Linked DNA regions of Homo sapiens: region 2 is linked to region 1. The links are chromatin contacts, found by POLR2A ChIA-PET in ENCODE. All regions are on one chromosome and are shown on one strand. Each heading gives the region's core, a stretch centred on a gene start or an enhancer-like site at or near the end of the contact. The rest is flanking DNA. Distances are from core to core; before and after follow the strand shown.

The links. ChIA-PET counts read pairs that join two places held with the same protein, here RNA polymerase II (POLR2A).
Region 2: POLR2A ChIA-PET joins it to region 1 with 12 read pairs in naive thymus-derived CD4-positive, alpha-beta T cell. The contact joins two enhancer-like sites. POLR2A ChIA-PET finds 5 or more read pairs at or near these places in 2 of 52 experiments (RWPE1 and naive thymus-derived CD4-positive, alpha-beta T cell).

What each region holds. Positions count from the first base shown.
Region 1 is chr5:111,231,227-111,235,993 of GRCh38, forward strand. The region is part of intron 1 of CAMK4 (calcium/calmodulin dependent protein kinase IV); the gene reads left to right. Among named protein-coding and RNA genes, the nearest start is that of CAMK4, 9.2 kb to the left of the region's middle. RefSeq lists silencers at 3,030-3,079, 3,100-3,149. Within about 2 kb of position 1,930, at least 2 of the 41 ENCODE cell types and tissues checked have a DNase peak (open chromatin) inside an H3K27ac peak, as active enhancers do.
Region 2 is chr5:150,781,404-150,786,170 of GRCh38, forward strand. All of the region lies in intron 1 of SMIM3 (small integral membrane protein 3), which reads left to right. Among named protein-coding and RNA genes, the nearest start is that of SMIM3, 5.0 kb to the left of the region's middle. Within about 2 kb of position 2,373, at least 35 of the 41 ENCODE cell types and tissues checked have a DNase peak (open chromatin) inside an H3K27ac peak, as active enhancers do.

The DNA of each region.
Region 1 (4,767 bases), core at 680-3,179:
GAACAGTGTCTGGAGAGACAGTGATTCATAGTGATGGGTAAAGGGTAATGCAAGTAGACCTTCCTCTTTTCTCTTAGACTAGGGTTTCTCAATCTAGGCACTATAGACTTCTGGCCCAGGAAATTCCTTGTTGTGGGGGCTGTCCTGTGCACTGTAGGATGTTTAACAGTGTCCCTGGCCTCTACCTACTAGCTGCCAGTAGTGACACCCTTATAAGTTGTTAAACCAAAACTGTCTCTAAACATTGTCAAATGTGTCCCCTCTCTCCTCTTGAGAATCATGTCTTGAAGCTAGTGTTTTACACATTTTCTTTCAGTTATGTAGATAGTGAACAACAACAAGGAGATTGATAGATTATGTTAATTTGGCTTTACTGAGTATCTGCTACAACCAAATGTTTCTCCCATTTCTATGTATTACCATAAGATTTCTGTTTTATGTGTATTCCACTTCTGCTATTTGCTTAATATTTTTATTTAAATTACCTTATTTTGTTAACCTAAATTTATTTACCAAGAATACAATTTTCACTAAATTGAAAACTGTGAATAAAAGCAAATTGTATATGCCATAAATAGAAACAAATTGTAAAAATAAATTGTAATGGAAACATAACATTTTTAGTAAATTATAGCTAGACTTGTCCACATGCAGAAGGCTGTAACTCTGAGGACTGATTTCTTCCTTAAAAAAGAGATGATCAAAGATTAGCAGAGTTAAAACCAGAGTAGCACAAATTGAAGTTTTCTTCTTGATGTAATCAGAATCATTGAAAAGTAATTGAAAAGAAAAGGATGTTCTCGCTCTCTCTTTTATTCCTTGTTATTTAATTCCATGCGTTTGTGCTACCTAAAGTCCTCTTGTTTATAAGTCTAAGCTTTTCAATAATTCTGACCTAGACGATGTATGCTGGCAGTGTGCATGTGGTGGGGTAAGGGCCTAGAGTGTAAATGAGCATGATAAATCAATATTTGGCCTCCAAGTGCATAGGGTACTACTAATAAGGCACCAACAATATATTTAATAAAAGATAAATTAATGAATAAGTAAAATGAATAAAACTTATTAGAAATCTAAGAACAATAGCCATCTTCATGACAGAGTTGTGACAGAGAGGACTGGGGTGTCTTTATGGGGGAGGGGTAGACTCTGAAATTTGGCAGGATTTTAATAGGTAGAGCACTGGCAAACAGCATGTCAGGCAGATGGTACATTCTAAGAAGAGGCAAAAAAAGGACAGAAAAATTCAGGATATACATTTTTGTTTTGCAAAATTTATAAAGCATGAACATTGCAATGGCAGATTGGGTCAGCAGGGTAAGTTGATGTCAGACCAAAGACAACCTGTTTAAAAAAAACAAAAAGAGTAGGCTTGTGTCACTTGAAAACCACTTTGTAGATAAAGTAACCATTGTGAGAGAAAAACGTCAGCTATAGAAGCAGCTGGGTCTTGGGCTGAGGTTGTGGGACTCAGAATTTGCCACTACCTATAATGTAGATCAAACATGGGGCTAGATAAGAGAAAACTGATGATGTAAATTTTTTTTTTTTTTTAAGGAAAAAACAATCCCATAGCCTATGACTAGGTAAGAAAGGAGAAATGTTGGACTTAGATTGGTTACCTAGACCAGGTAAAGAGTGAGTAAAAAGAGACAGTAAGTATTTTAGGCTTGAAGGCCATTCAGTCTCTGATGCAGCTCTACCCTCTGCCATGGTTGAGAGAAAGCAGGCATAGACAACATACAGACAATAGCACATTACTGTGTTCCAGTGACATGTCATTTATGACAGTAAAATTTGACTTTCATATAATTTTCACATCACAAAATAGTATTCTTCTTTTGATTTTTAAAAATGCAAAAATTGTTTTTAGATTGCAGACTCTAGAAAATCAAACGGCTCCTAGGTCTGGTCTGTGGTTTGCTAACCTAGACCAGTCAAGCTAAACTTCTGCTCCTCCCCAGTTGCATGAGAATTTCAGGTTAAAATGATATCAAATCTTAACTTATTCAAGGAACTACCTTTAGTCTCTCTTTCACTTTGAAAATGTCAACTTTTTATTAGTTTTCCACGTGGGCACAAGCTTTAAATGCATACTCATCTTTTATCAAAATCTACTGAAACTGCTACAGTTACAGTTCTTACCAATGTAACATGTTGGCTAGTTCCATTTCTCTCTTTCTTCCTCCTATTTCTTTTTGTCTGATACTGATTATATGACTGATGTTTACTTCACATAATGTTTGTGAAAATGAAGAGCCTTTATTCGAAGGGCGTGAAAGTTAAATTTCCATACCGTGAACAATGTTCATATCAAAAGACTATTTATTGGCGGGTAATTTGTTTTGTACATAATAACTAAATAGGTTTCAAATTGATAATTCCTCTATTATATTTAGAGTGACAATAATATGCTAAATAAATTACTGATGAAAGATTTTCCTCTAACTAGTAAAGTTGAATTAATTTTTCCATTTGCTAGTATTAGCTGTGTGTTGAATAATCCTTCTATATGCTATGCAGATGTCTCAGGTGGATAATTAAGGTCATTTAAATGAGGAACCTGTTTAAGCAATCTTTTGAAAACTTAAAATTACTCCTTTTTTATATATTGAATAGAGTTAAATTAAATCAGCCACTCATATTTCGACTATAGCAGAGGTCTATAAGGTGGGATGCCCGTAGCCAGGGTATGTGTAATACAATGAGGTGCTAGAAGAAAGTATTAGAGAATCTGTTTTGGTTTCTTTTTTTAATTTTTGTCTTTAATTTTTATTTTTGGATGTTTTAAAAAGCACATTAATGTTGGTTAAGTAACACATATATACCATTAATAGGTACGTTAGTGTACACAGTTTGGAAGCATGTGCTCAAAAAACATTTTATTGGATGGTGACTGGGTCAAAGAATGGTAGTCATAAGTGGATACTGAATAAACTTCTTTATATTTAAATAACATTCTACTTTATGAAAAGTGAGTTTAAAGCAAATATACAGATAAATATGCAAACAAAAAATCATATTGCAAGGTGTGTCTTTGTGCAGAAAGGGGAAGTGGGTACATACGTGCAACTGTTATGCATCTCAAGACTACTTGATGAACGGTTTTGATAAGAACTTACTGCCATTGTAACCAAAACAGTCACATAGAAGAAAACAGAATGAGAGTAAAGGAATACAGATTGCACATCAAGCAGAGGGTGAACTTAACTTTGGCTTCAACAACAAAGTTTCAGTGGTCATGGAGTTGAGAGGGAAAAAGAGTAGAGAAATAGGGTTTGTTTGCAAGAATCTCAATTTTAATATAACTAATGCACTTCGTGGCAAATTTTGCCAACTGCTGGCTTAGGCAGCTAAAGGCACTGACCTAAAGTGTTTTGTGGACAGTACTTGAAGAGTTGTGGGCATTAGTGCCAGGATGCTGAGCTTAACCCTGTTAGCAAATGTGTTGTTACCACTTGCTTGTTAAGTCATGTTTCAGGGTAGTATGGCTCAAAAATTTACCAGGTACCGAAATATTTCATGGAAAAAAATAAAGAAGGCTAGATTTGAGACCACCATCTGATTGGAATAGTCTCTGAAAAAAGATAATGGATAGGACACGTTCTTACCTGTTTTCTTTACAAGTTTGTAGTAGCATGCTTTGTTAAAAGTGCACTTTCTTTGATATATGTCATGCCTGTAGACAGAACTTGACTAATATTATAAACTGGAACATAGAAGTGGAGAAGATAACAGATCTATAATTGTGCTCACACATGTCTTGTTACCTACAATGAAGTATTTGAATGATGTCTCCCTATTTTAGGTCTTTATGGACTGTTTAATAGAGACCTTCACTTGCATTTTACTTTTCATTGCTCAGAATGTTGCACTGTTAGTTTGGTTTGCCTTACTTTTACTGATTTGAAGGGACAATTCATGACTACTTTAATTTAGTAAGCAGCTGCCTTCCACTTAGGACTCTAACAGACACACAAAGTTGTTCTTTAGTTGCGAAAACTGCTCTAAGATTAGTGTTTACCTGGATTTTCATATTTGCTGCTTATTCATTCAAATAAGTCATTTTTATTCAAAGCTCTCCGTCAGGGCAACCACTGAGAAAATAAGACTATGCTATTAAATGTGACCAAATTCAAAATATGTAATTCAATAAATCAGCCTGGCCTAGAGTGTTCAGTTCTAATAGGCCTCTAAAGGGTTCTTCTTGACTGGAAACATTTTAGTGACTCCTGAGGGACCCTGGGCTCTTCCTCTCTTTTTCCCCTCAATGTGAACATGTACACTAATAACAATGTTCAATGAGGTAAACTCGTGAGCTCTCTGAGTGCAACCTGTAACTGGAGGCAAACTAAGAACGTAATAAACAGAGCTTATCATATGTATGTGTGACACACCAATGAAGTGGGAACCTGAGAAAATTTTCAGGATGATCTCCAGAAAACCAGTGCAGTTCTTTAAAATATTGACCTACTGAGGAAATGGAATGTCAGGACTGAGCTAAGGGCTGTTGGGATTGGGGGAAGTGGTTGGCCTAAGGATCTGGCTTGGGCCAGGCAAGGGCAGCAGAGCGTTGGTCCGAGCCTGAGCCAAGTAGTGGAGGGGAGTGATCCTCGGGGAGCCACCTCTAAGGGGAGAGGTGGGTGAGGCAGCTACTCAGGGTGGCTCTGAGGCGGGGAGCACCAAGCAGGCCATTCTGGACAGCTGGATTGGTGAAGATGAAGGTCTGCTGAGCAAGGCAGGGGCTAAGACAGGAACAGGCAGGAC
Region 2 (4,767 bases), core at 1,123-3,622, about 40 Mb after region 1:
GGTAGTTAGGAAGGGGAACTGCTCAGAAGTATAATTGCCTGGCACATTAAACAACAGCAAGCTAGATTCCACGTCTAAACCATATACTTTAAATTGCTTAGTTGTGTATAGATAGAGCTTCCTTATTTTATTGATTTGCACTCTGATTGGCTGATTGGATATGTTTCTTGCTAGTGACCCACTATATAGGATCATATTCAAGATTCTGGGGACCAGGACATAGATGTCTTTGGTGGTGGTGGTGGTGGGCATTATTCTGCTTTCCACACACATGAGGCTGACTTTGGGAGAGCGACCTGTTGAGGCTCACACATTGAGGCAAGGCACTACCACCGCCCGGTGCTCTTGCAGCTCTGTCACGGAGCACCCTGCCAGCACCTCTCATGGACAGTCTCCTTTGTTAGCCCGACACACAGCAGGCACTTAGTCACTGGCAAATAGCAATGATGGATAGTAGTGCCTTAAACAGGATGCTGGGGATTTGGCCTGGGCTTTCTCCTCTGCTAGCTCTCTGTTGGTTTCTAAGACTCTGTGATTGGCTGGGTCAGATGGTACGTGCGGTCTTACACAGCTCTGGCTGTGTTCCGATCTCTTTGAAATATCTTGGTGTTTTTCCATTTTTCCAGCCACAGAGGAGCAGATGGAAACTCAGGCAGGTCTGTAGTCTGTTAGGAAGTTTGGAGAGACAGGGGCCAGTTGGGGTGAAATGAGAACAGAGTGCTCCTTAGGGACTTTGGGTCATTGGAGAAAAGGCTGTGATTTGATTCATTTCACATTTTTGGTAGTTGTATGTCCTGTCCATTCCTTCCTCTGGCCCCTTTATTTGGACCAAAGGTCCCTGGTGAAATGACTGTGCTGGGTTGGTAAATGTTTGAGGCTGTTACACAGTGGGAGGAGAAATACTTCCAAGAGTAAATGTGAAGCTGGTATGTCCTTCTCATATTGGACTTGGCATGGGAAACCTGCCCCCACTTTTATCAGCCTCCCTGACCTCTTCTAAGAACAGAAAGATTCACATCTTGGGCAACATCACTGCTCCCCTCACCCCTGGTCCCTCCTCCCCACCTCAGTCCCCAGCTCCTGAGCACATGGAGTCAGAACTCGAATTTGAGCTTATCGGCCCAAGCAAATCAACAAGTGGGAATCCTAGAGGGCTTCGTTCTGAAAGGCCAGTTCTCTTCTGCCTGGTATGTACAGGGTGGGCTGGGGAAGAAAGAGCCCCCCATAATCCTTCCTGAATGTACAAAGAGCCCAGAAAATGATAAAATCAGAGGACATCATGTTATTTTGGAGATAGTGTTCTGACTTTTAGAATCACTGGGACTTTTGCAGGGATGAGGATTCTTTCTGGACCTCTTCAGTCAATTAGGTTCCACGAGTGAGCTCACATCTGAAATAATCTTCCCATATTCATTTCTTCATTGATTTCATATTTGTTGGCACTTGTGATATGCCAGGCCCTGTGATAGGTGCTGAGGACACAGCAATACACAAGAGGTGAGGCTTCTGCTCTCCCTGTGCTTGCGTTTGAGGGAGCAAATGAACAAGTCTTTAGCCTGATAGGAAAAAAGCCAATAAAAACAAACAAGCAACAAACAAGCTAATTTTAGATTGTGAAAAGCATATGCAGAAAATAAAACAAGATAAGAGTGATAGTTTAACAGAGTGGGTCGGGAAAAACTTTACTAAAACGTAACATTTAGGTTGAGGTCATGGACATTGAGACAATGGACAGGGGAGGAAAAGAGCATTCTGAGAAGGAACAGCAAACACAAAGTTCTTCAAGTGGGATCAGCCCCTGGGACACAGTTGTTAGGTTCCCCAGGCTACAAAGTGGCCAGTGTGGCCCCATCTAGGAACTTGAATTGCCCTCTCTGGCTTAAATGTTCCATTCTTCCTTGACAACCTCAGCAGCATCTTCTGAGGGTGGAGACTTTTTGGAAGGGGTCCTATAAGGTGGACAATGCTGGCAAACCCTCTAGTCCTGTGCCCTGGGAACCATCAGCCTTGTTCACATTCTGCAAAATACTTGAAGAGTCATGTATCTTTGGACGCCTCAGCATCAGTGACTTGGAGCTGGTTATAGCTGTCTGCTCTCTGGCCACCGTGGCTGGTGGAAACAAAACAGCAGCAGCATGGTCTGCCCAGAGTTCTGGCAGTGCTGGGCTAAGGCCACACCTGCAGGAAGCCACCTGCCTCTATCTGCCTTGTCTCCCACTTTGAGATAATTAAGCTTGCCTGCCAGCAGGCAGTCACTTCTTTTATTGCCTTCTTCCTCAGTGAACTCTGGCAGTAAAACCGGTTGGATAACCATTGGCAAGCTCTCAAAAGTTGACTGTTAGTTGCAGCTCGGATGTGGAGGGTGTAAGTTTCCGGTGGGAGGTTCAAGCTGGGGACAGCTTAAAATTTTTTTACTTAAAAAAACTTTTCACTGTGGTTTCCTACATTGGGCCCAGATCAGTCACGAAGCAGTCACGGCACCCTAACTAATGGCAGAGGCTTTGAACTCCCTTTTTTTTTTTTTTTTTTTTTTTGATACGGAATCTCACTCTGTCACCAGGCTGGAGAGCAGTGGTGTGATCTTGGCTAACTGCAACCTCCACCTCCTGGGTTCAAGCGATTTTCCTGCCTCAGCCTCCCGAGTAGCTGGGACTACAGGTGTGCACTACCACACCCAGCTAATTTTTGTACTTTTAGTAGAGGCAGGGTTTTACCATGTTGGCCAGGATGGTCTCCATCTCTTGACCTTGTGATTTAGGAACGATGCCGGGTTCACTAGCTCAGCTTAACTTCGTGAAGCCCTTACTGTGTACCAGACGTTGTCCTAAGTGCTTTATGCGCATTAGCTCATTTAACCTCCAGAGCATCCCTATGAAGTGGTTACAATTATTAGTTATTATTTCCATTTTACAAATTAGGAGACTAAAGCTCAAAGAGGTTAAACCTCTTGCCAAAGCCACCAGGACTCCATATGCTTCCAACACTTCATGTATCTCATCAACTCTGGGCTTTGTTGATAACATCTATTCTGCTCATCCTGCCTTTCCCCACAAGATCTGAGAGAGACATCTTGAAATCTCCCACTATAATTGCAGATTTGTCTATTTCTCCTTATAATTCTGAGATTAGGTACCTAAAAATAGAAAATCACTTTACCTTTTTGGTATCTTTAGTAATACTTTCTGCCTAAAAGTCTACTTGGCCTTATACTAGTAAGGGACTACCAGCGTATGTGATTCATGGTTACACGGTGTTTCATTTGTATCCTTTGACTTTTTAACCCTTCCAATCCCCATGTGTCTCTTATAAAAAATATATATGTATGTGTATATTTTATCCTTATTTATATGTACCCTAACGGTCCTTGTTAGTTTGGGTTTAAATCTACCATCTTTCTCTGTGCTTTCTATTTGTCCCCTTTATTCTAAGTATTTGTTGTTGTTTTTCTCCTCTCCTGTTTTCCGCTGGAAATTATGCACTCTTTGACTGATATTTTTAGTGGCTACCATAGAGGTTACAATATGCATCCTTGATTTAACAAAGTCTAATATGATTTGGTTCTTCTGCCCTTTCTTAGGCAATACAAGAAAATCAAAATACTTTAATTCTATTTCTTCCAGAATTTGTTTGTTATTGCTCTTGAATACTTTAATTCTGTATTTTTTTTTTCTGAAAATGTCTTTTTTTTTTTTTTTTTTTTTTGAGATGGAGTCTCGCGTTGTTGCCCAGGCTGGAGTGCAGTGGCACAATCTTGGTTCACTGCAACCTCTGCCTCCCAGGTTCAAGCGATTCTCTTGCCTCAGTCTCCCGAGTAGCTGGGATTACAGACGTGTGCCACCATACCTGGCTAATTTTTGTATTTTTAGTAGAGACAGGTTTCACCATGTTGGCTAGACTTGTCTTGAACTTTTGACCTCAAATGATCTGCCTGCCTTGGCCTCTCAAAGTGCTGGGATTACAGGTGTGAGCCACCGCACCTAGCCTGAAAATGTCTTATTGCACCATTATTCTTGGCAGTTATTTCTGTTCACCTCTTTGAAGAGATCATTCTGCTGTTTTTAAATTCCATTGTTTCTGTTGAGAAGTTGGTTGTCAATCTAACTGTTTCTCTTTTAAAGATATTCTGTCTTATTTCTCTTTATCTTTGGATCTCAGCAGATTTACTATATTTCTTTTCTTTTTTTTTTTTTTTTTTTTGAAATGGAGTCTCACTCTGTTGCTCAGGCTGGAGCGCAGTGGTGCCATCTTGGCACACTGCAACCCCCATCTCCTGGGTTCAAATGATTCTCCTGCTTTAGCTTCCCAAGTAGCTGGGACTACAGACGTGTGCCACAACGCCTGGCTAATTTTTGTATTTTTAGTAGAGACAGGGTTTCACCATGTTGGCCAGGCTGGTCTCAAACTCCTGACCTCAAATGATCTGCCCACCTCAGCCTCCCAAAGTGCTGGGATTACAGGCATGAGTCACTGTACCTGGCCAGATTTACTATATTTCTAATTATGGATTCCAATTTATGTATTCTGCTAGGAGTTCATGGGACATCTTTAGTATGCAAATTGGTGTCTTTCATCAGTTTTGGAAACTTCTGTTATTATTTACTCCAATATTGTTCTGCTTCATTCTTTCTTTTCTCCTTCTGATACTCCAGTATATTTATGTTGTACCTTGTCACTGTTTCCTCTATCTCTCTTACCTATTTCTTTTTCTGTATTTTCCATCCTTTTGTTTATCCTTACTTCATTCTAAGTATTTTCCCCTGATCTTTT